Regions from separate parts of the Homo sapiens genome. Here region 2 is linked to region 1. A link is a contact called in ENCODE Hi-C or POLR2A ChIA-PET data. All regions are on one chromosome and are shown on one strand. Each heading gives the region's core, a stretch centred on a gene start or an enhancer-like site at or near the end of the contact. The rest is flanking DNA. Distances are from core to core; before and after follow the strand shown.

Region 1 (4,463 bases), core at 206-2,705:
AAAATGTAAGCCAAATAATATTTTCAGAATTAGATCAATTAATAATTATGTCTCTTCAAGACTCCAGAAACAATTAAACTTCAGTCAATATTAGTTCATCCCGACTTGTTTTGAAATTTTTTTTCTATATAGACAAGCAGTGCCAGCACCAGATTTTGTTTAGATTTTCAGTCAAACAAGCACATTTGGTCAAGAGTTTTTCATTCTTCAGGAGATTGGTAACATTTTCCTGTGGCCTGGTGAATTTTATGACTTTCTAAGGTTTGAATAGTAAGAATATTGATTAATCTATGCATGTCAAGTTGCTGGATTTGATCTAGTTGACATTGATATTTGACAGTATGTTTAGTCATTAAAAGCTCAAATGTCATAGTACTCTTAACCTCTGCTTTCTCCTCACCACATAACGCACAGATCTCGTATATTTAAGTAGCACTTTTTATATGAAAGGGTCATGTCAAAGATTAAATTTCCATGATTTCCAGTAGAGAGAAAAACCACAAGAGTATTAAAATGAATGGCTGATATATGGGAATCTAGTTTCCTTTTATTTCTCATTTAGTAAGGAAGATTCCAGGATTAGTATCTGAGCTATATGTAATCTACATGTGGCTAAATTGAACCCTTACCTTTCCTTTGCAATACATTTTCCTCCATATAACTCTGCATAGAGGCATCACAGGATTAAGAAGAAGCCCTTTTATGAAAGCCATTACACATATATACACTCACACATTTGCATGCACAAAATTAGAATATGTCAAGTCAGAAAAAGCTTATTAACATAAAATGGAGTTGGTCAATGAGTAAAAAAAATATGCTGATGGGAGGGATAAGATCTAGTGTTCGGGAGCACAATAATTTATTTTCTTTTGTATTTTAAAATAACTGGAAGAGTGGAATTGGAATGTTTCTAACACAAAAAGAAATGATAAATGCTTGAGGCAATGGATATCTTGATTACCTTATTTGATCATTACACATTGTACGCTTGTGTCAAAATATCACATGTGCCTTATAAATGTGTACAACTATTAGTTATCCATAAAAATTAAAAATTAAAAAATCCGTAAAATGGTTTAAGCATTCAGCAGTGCTGATCTTTCTTAAATTATTTTTCTAATTTTGGAAAGAAAGCACAAAATCTTTGAATTCACAATTGCTTAAAGACTGAGGTTAACTTGCCAGTGGCAGGCTTGAGAGATGAGAGAACTAACGTCAGAGGATAGATGGTTTCTTGTACAAATAACACCCCCTTATGTATTGTTCTCCACCACCCCCGCCCAAAAAGCTACTCGACCTATGAAACAAATCACACTATGAGCACAGATAACCCCAGGCTTCAGGTCTGTAATCTGACTGTGGCCATCGGCAACCAGAAATGAGTTTCTTTCTAATCAGTCTTGCATCAGTCTCCAGTCATTCATATAAAGGAGCCCGGGGATGGGAGGATTCGCATTGCTCTTCAGCACCAGGGTTCTGGACAGCGCCCCAAGCAGGCAGCTGATCGCACGCCCCTTCCTCTCAATCTCCGCCAGCGCTGCTACTGCCCCTCTAGTACCCCCTGCTGCAGAGAAAGAATATTACACCGGGATCCATGCAGCCAGCAATGATGATGTTTTCCAGTAAATACTGGGCACGGAGAGGGTTTTCCCTGGATTCAGCAGTGCCCGAAGAGCATCAGCTACTTGGCAGCTCAACAGTGAGTACTACGTACCTGGCACTATGGAGAATTATTTTTTAGGGTGTGACCATCTTCTCCTCACCATATGAATCCCTTTTGTAGTGTAAGCACGCACACCTCAAATTTCTCCTTCTTTATAATCTGTCTACCCTGCTTTCCTCCTGTCTGCCTCCAGTCTTCCTCTTCTCTCCATAAGTAAAGCGAGTGTGCCAATCACTGCGTGCTCAACTTTTTTTCCGCAAAGTTTGTAAGTAGAGAGTTAAGAAGTTCCTGAACATTAAGAATGAGAGATTGTATGAATCAATGTCTTAAATCTACAGCCAAAAAAAAAAAAAAAAAAATGGAGTGTGAAGAATTTTGAAAAGCCGTTTATTATGAGGAGGAGGAGTAGGGAGAACAAATTAAATAAATTTCCACGGTTTTCAGAAGATCATTGTGTCTCCTACACCCCCTTCAGTTTACAAAGCCTGGTCTTTAAACATAGAACTATTATTTTCTCTTCTTAGTTATGGGTGCAGGTTATTGGAATAAAAGAAAGATTGGATTCCTTTCAAAAGTTTTTCTGTGTTTCACATTGCTCAATTTTTTTCAGTTTACTTGATGGAATAATGAAAGCAATACACCACTTGCTATAGTATTTAAGGGAGTTTTATGTTTATAATATCTACAGGATAAAAAAGCAGTATTTGCAGGATTTTAGATCCTGCTTTCAGGTAGTAGTCATGGGATTTAATAAAAACCACGAAATAAAAATGTATCCAGGTCCTAGTCATTAAAAATATTAAATGGTATTTTATTACTGTACTATCAGAGTTTATCAACCAAATCCAATTCAGTCTGTATCATAGAATCATCTGTTTTAATTTCGTAGCTCCAAATATGTGCCAGAGGGCTGCGTTGGACTGACATATTATTACTGATAAAAATGTTGAAAAGTAAACATGGCAACTTCTGTAGAATTATTTAAATCAATTTGCAAAAATGAGGCCAAAATGTAAATAGATTTTTTAACATTTAAATATCATGAATATTTGGATGAGATATTACAATGAAGAGTTTTGAAGTCATAATTAACTGCTAGAAGGAAAACAAAGTAAGCTCAGGGTAATGGTTAATGTATGACCCTTTTATATAAAAAATGCTACTTCTGTATGCAAGATCTGTGTGTTGTGTGGTGAGGAGGAGGCAGATGTTAAGAACACTGAGACATTTGAGCTTTTAATGACTAAACATACTGTCAAATGTCAATGTCTGCATAAACTTCTTCCCTCCCTCAAGTCATAAATAATAAAATCTCCATCTCTATTATATATAAATCTAGTGAGTAAGGCAATACTGATGTGTGAAAATAAAGCCAGTAGAGAAATCAGAAGAAGACAATGGCAGATAACTATTCACTGGGTCCCAAAGCAAACCTACATTTCTCAGTTTCATGAGGATGTAGTAGATTGGTACGATTGTATTAAATCACCATTTGCCAGGAGTTACTTCTATGTCTGCCCAATGCTGTATTTGCATATAAAGAATATAAAACAGACCACATAATTTTGCATTGTCTGTCAAATGAAAGTTTCCAGCTTGTTGTTTTTGTTTTGTTTCCTCCCATTCTATTCCTAAATAAAGTTTCCAGCTTTTTATTCTGCATTTCTGGCAATGTGACCTGAGTTACTGGAATCTGTCATTTTTTTCTTTAGCCAGCAGGATTAATAGACATTACTTCATCAGGCAATATAAAATCTTAAGTGGCTAATGAAGTGTTAATCTTTTTCAGTTTCTCAGATTTTTACTGTTTGCCCCTAATAATTAGCTGGCCAGGTTTCTTCCTTCCTGCCTTTCTCCTTTTTTCCTTTTATTTGTCACTGAATTTTAATAGTCACTTCTCAAATATTATCTTCTGACACAGATGGCCTTAGAGTTAGTTATACATGTGTCTGTGCTGAACTTTTGCAGGCAGATTCACATTGACAATGTGGATCTAACTGAAGAAAGTAATACTACCCATTAATTTCTGGGCATGTGCTGACATATTTTGGAATGAAATCGATATTTTGTTTTTAAAATTTAATTGAAACTAAAATTATTTTCAAAAATATGTTTGATCTTATTTTTAATATGGTTAGTAATTAATATAGTTTCCATAGGATTCAACGAGGCTAAGAGATCAAATTTTGTGCTGTAAAATAATCCTAGAAAGGCAGGAATTTTTCATATATGATATTGCAGGCGTTACGACAGTCAGGTTTTTGTTGCTATTAAAGTGAAGCAAATCTGATCCCCTTTTAATTTCAACCACTAGATGATGTCTTAGACCATTGGAAAATAGTGTCTCAGAATAAATTAGACCAATATTTATGACTGAAAGTTATGAGTGACACGGCAACTTCACCTTAAGTTTGTATGATTGGTGGAGCTTCCAGCTTATGAATGACATGTATGGGAAAAATCTAATTACGGAGGATTCTGGAACCCTAACTAATATTTTGTTTTATTATGCTTCGACATTCCTGAAGCTAAATAAACCTAACTCTGGCAAAAATGACGACAAAGGCAACAAGGGAAGCAGCAAACGTGAAGCTGCTACCGAAAGTGGCAAGACAGCAGTTGTTTTCTCCTTGAAGAATGAAGTTGGTGGATTGGTAAAAGCACTGAGGCTCTTTCAGGTGAATGTGAAATATCATTACATAATTTTAAAAGTGACCGTGTGCCTGGGTACAAACCTGTTATCTGCTATGAAACATTACTGAATCAATTTCTGGATAATGTGGTGAAAGATTCAAAG
Region 2 (4,464 bases), core at 902-3,401, 330 kb after region 1:
CTAGCAGGATCTTCTTTTGCTCTCTATGTTAATAGCCAAAGGCTCCAAGGATCTCTCCCTGGAGCGCGGTGGGGCTAAGGAGTCAGGAAGAGGGGTGACTGCGGGGCTTGTTGCGCTGAAGATTTACAATGTACTTCTTGCAGGCGGCTCAGCAACCCCCTCTGTGGCTGTGGGTGTCTGGTGTGACAGAGCGGAGAAAAGCTCTCTAATCTCCCAGTGCCTGCCTCTGCCGCTCAGTCGCTCCCCTCCCTCCCGCCTTTCCTGCCTCCTCGCGCGCTCCCTCTCCTTTGCCTTTCTCTGGGAGTTTCAGTCCCTCAATGCAGCTGGAGTAGCCCTGGCAATCTAAACCCGAAGCCTGTGTATATACACACACGCACACACGCGCACACACATGCACACGCGCTCGGACATACGCACTTCGGCTCTCCCCCTTGGGATATGGAGCAAACCCAGAGCTTCATCTACCTGAAGGGGATGGCCCGGCCGGACACTTCTTTCTCACTTGTCATCTCCGGAGGGCAGAGCAAGACTGGAATGAGGGAGTCTCGCTGTCGGGTCTGCAACCTCCTGCCGTTTGCCGCCACCGCCGCTTAAAGTGCCCAGGGTGGAGAAGGCTTTTCCAGGACGGATCTCCGTCGTAGCTTCGCGGCCCTGGGACTTCCTCCTGCTGGTTCACTCTAGTCTCTCCCACCTCGGCCATCCTTTTCTCTCCAGCTGCAGGGTGTATGGCTCGGGTGCCTCCCGTGCTGTGGCCGCCGTCACTGCTGCTGCGAGCACATTCCACCCAGAGGACCGAACGCCGCCGCTGGAGTGGGGGGAGAAAGCGAAAGCCCTAACTTCCCTCTCTACACCCTCGCTCTTCCCACCGCTCCCGTCCTTCTCCCTAGCCGAGAACCGGTTGGAAGGCTCCCGCGGAAAGCGAGGCGAGAGCGCGGCGCAGGGGAGGGAGAGCCGGGAGCCGCAGGCGCGCAGGGGCGGGGGCAGCATGTGCCCCGCCGCCGGGTGCTCGTCCGAGAAGTAGCGCGCGCTGGGCAAGCAAGACGCTTTCCAAGTTGGGCGCGTCCCAGAGCTCACAGCCCGGTGTCCAGAGTGAGGCGGGGCTGATGGGGGTCGCGGAAGCTGCCGTCGCTTGTGTCCAGAACCCGTCTTAAAAGAACCCGGGCCAGCATCCCCAGTCGCGCGCCCTCGGCCCGCGTGAGCTCTCCGATGCCTGCTCTGGCTGTGGCCCGGGTGGCCCGCCCGCGGGGGGTGCCAGAGGGGGCGGGGGAGGAGGAGGAGGCGGTGTGATGGCCCTGGACGGCGAGCTGGGGGAGCAAGAGGAGGAGAAGAAAAAGAAGAAGAAAAAGAAGAGGAAGAAGAAGAAGGAGGAGGAGGAGGAGGAGGAGGGGGCCGAGAAGAGCAGCTCACCCTTCGCAGCCGCGATGGGGGAAGACGACGCCGCGCTTCGGGCTGGCAGCAGGGGGCTCTCCGACCCGTGGGCAGACTCAGTGGGAGTGCGACCCCGCACCACGGAGCGCCACATCGCCGTACACAAGCGGCTTGTGCTGGCCTTCGCTGTGTCCCTCGTGGCATTGCTCGCGGTCACAATGCTCGCTGTGCTGCTCAGCCTGCGCTTCGACGAGTGCGGGGCGAGTGCCACGCCAGGCGCCGACGGTGGCCCCTCAGGCTTTCCGGAGCGCGGCGGCAACGGGAGCCTCCCTGGATCGGCCCGGCGCAACCACCACGCAGGCGGGGACTCCTGGCAGCCCGAGGCGGGTGGGGTGGCCAGTCCGGGGACCACGTCGGCCCAGCCGCCGTCGGAGGAGGAGCGGGAGCCGTGGGAGCCGTGGACGCAGCTGCGCCTGTCGGGCCACCTGAAGCCGCTGCACTACAATCTGATGCTCACCGCCTTCATGGAGAACTTCACCTTCTCCGGGGAGGTCAACGTGGAGATCGCGTGCCGGAACGCCACCCGCTACGTAGTGCTGCACGCTTCCCGAGTGGCGGTGGAGAAAGTGCAGCTGGCCGAGGACCGGGCGTTCGGGGCTGTCCCTGTAGCCGGTTTTTTCCTCTACCCGCAAACCCAGGTCTTAGTGGTGGTGCTGAATAGGACACTGGACGCGCAGAGGAATTACAATCTGAAGATTATCTACAACGCGCTCATCGAGAATGAGCTCCTGGGCTTCTTCCGCAGCTCCTATGTGCTCCACGGGGAGAGAAGGTATGGAGGGAGGCGGTGCCCCGCGCTGCCCCACCCCGGCGCGCGGCTCGAACCTCTGGGCGGCCTGCGACCCCGGGGACCCAGCTGGCTTCCAATACCCGGGAAGCCAGGGGTGGGGGGAAGGAAACGAAAGCGGAGTAGGGCAGTCAGAACTCCGGGGTCTCCCAGATGCCTCGGGGTCTCGCTGCCGCCAACTTCGCAAACTGACTCACCGGTGCCAAAAGATGAATGCTGCCCCCTCCTCTAGTCGGGACCTCTCCTCTTCCTGTCAGAGTTCCTTAGCCATCGAAACGCAGGGCTCTTTTTCTGAAGGGTAGCTGATAATCTGAGCGATGCCAGAGTGACATGAAAAGCTTGCCAAGTTACTGTCGAGGGAAAATACGTGGCGCTGAAGGCCAAGACAACAGCGCATCCAGGTTAGCATGTCAGGGCAGGTCAGGGACACACCGTTCTCCACCCCCACCCACAACATGCCCATCTTCCCTGACTATTAGTCTCCTGCCAGGTGCAGAGCAGAGGATGGGCTTTGGCTGCGTCAAGTTTCCCCAAACTTCAAGTTGAGATTCGGAGTGAAAAGAGTGGTTTCCAGAGATAGGCTGAGAGGACCGGGACGGGGGTGGAGGTTGCCAAGGCCAGAGCCAGCGATAAGTGGCCTCGCGGGCGCTGCCAGCTCTGTGCTAAGGCAGGGCGACTCCGGTTGTTTGTTTATGAGTTGCTGCCTCTGGAGATGATTCCAGTGGCCAAGCGGTGGGAAAGCTAGTTGTCAGTCTCAAATGCCTTGTTAGTGTCTTTGCCGCGTTTTACATTTGTGTAGTTTTGTATTTTTATAAAAAATTTCCGAGAGGCCGTGGAGCTTTTCACCACTTGTTTAGAGCTCAGACCTCATAATCCAATAGAACTGAGTTCGAATCTCTGCTGTTCATCTAACTCTGGTGGAGGTTTGAGGAAGGTAATTAACCTTTTCCTGACATGACTACTTCTAGTGCTTATTGCACGCCCATGTACTCAATCCGACAAGAACCCTATGAGGTAGACGCTATTATCAGCATTCCCTATTTTACAGGTGGGGAAATGGAGGCACAGGTGTGTCACATAGCTTGATCAAGATCACCAAGAGTGAGCAGACAAAGCACGGATTTAGACCCAGGGAGTCTGGCTCTTGAGCCTAGACTTTTAATTCTAACTTGGGGATACCAATAATAATATTCTACTTGTAGGATTGGTGTAGACGTCTATGAGTGAATGCATTACAAAGTACTTACCCCTGTGCCTGGCATATAGAGTATCCACCATAAATGCTAGCTCTCATGAGTGTCTTGTGGCAGTAAGCTCTCAGGTATATTGTTGAATGAATAAGTGATTCTTGTTCTTTGCTCTAATTCCCACATTGCTAAGATAACTTAGATTAATTAAATGACTGAGGGCAGATGAACAACCAAAGTGAGCTTAAAAATTAAACCAACAACTTTAGAAGAGGAGGCAGGTTACAGATCAGTAATGAGGCAGAGCCTCTCCTTTTCTCAGGTGATTCTCACAACAGCAGAAAATGGGCTCGGAGAAGCCCAGGGCCCTGGAGGTGAGCAGGCTTGTCAGTGGAGAGTTAGGACTTGAACTTTGGTTCTCTAATCCCTGGACCAGACAGAGCTTATGGTGTTTGGAAACTCTCAGAAGAAGTTATTGTGTAAGAGGCTGGGGAAATTGCAATGTGTTGTGAAAGTAAGCAAAAGTTTTATTATTTATAGAGTTCTATGAAGTAACCTCCTATAAATAAAATGCCCAATGCTTTAGTAGCTGTATGATAGTTAAAACCTCCTATAAGTGAATGTATAAATTATTCACTTTCTTACTCCTGACATTAGATATGGATATTTTAAACCCCCTTCTACCACTTCCTCCAACATGTTCTAAAGAATACAGATTAAAAATATTTTTTAAACCCAGAATTATGTCAAATACGGGGGAAAGGCATAGAAAACAAATTTGCATACTATGTTTAGGAACAAGCTTCTTAGGTCAAAATGTCAATAGTGGGAGTTGCATATCATTACTGATACATCTTGCTGCAGTGAAATAAATGCTTTTGAAAAATCCTGTTTTTTGAGCCATGCCAAAATATGTTTGGCAGAACTGAGCTTGTTTTGGTCAATGCTTTCAAATTAACAGGACTCTTAAAAAGACCAGATGTTTCTGCTTGAACCGTAACTGATTTCTTGTACCCCTAGTGCGTATTTGTACTCAAACTCTCTTGCAGTTTTCCCCAAAGA

What was found. Hi-C counts contacts between places; a loop is a spot of excess contacts on that map. ChIA-PET counts read pairs that join two places held with the same protein, here RNA polymerase II (POLR2A). Pooled maps may share reads with other maps.
Region 2: a map of right lobe of liver shows a loop between it and region 1 (4-fold over the local background). The contact joins the promoter of TRHDE-AS1 here to the promoter of TPH2 in region 1. A Hi-C loop is called at or near these places in 1 of 168 maps with a recorded cell type or tissue (right lobe of liver) and 1 of 50 pooled maps. POLR2A ChIA-PET finds 5 or more read pairs at or near these places in 1 of 52 experiments (WTC11).

What each region holds. Positions count from the first base shown.
Region 1 is chr12:71,937,390-71,941,852 of GRCh38, forward strand. TPH2 (tryptophan hydroxylase 2) reads left to right here and starts at 1,456. Exons shown (of 11, transcript NM_173353.4): 1 at 1,456-1,702; 2 at 4,195-4,344. The coding sequence starts at 1,598. RefSeq lists a silencer at 1,322-1,621.
Region 2 is chr12:72,271,358-72,275,821 of GRCh38, forward strand. It overlaps TRHDE-AS1 (TRHDE antisense RNA 1), which reads right to left and starts at 2,152. Exons shown (of 2, transcript NR_026837.1): 1 at 466-2,152. TRHDE (thyrotropin releasing hormone degrading enzyme) reads left to right here and starts at 1,013. Exons shown (of 19, transcript NM_013381.3): 1 at 1,013-2,200. The coding sequence starts at 1,287.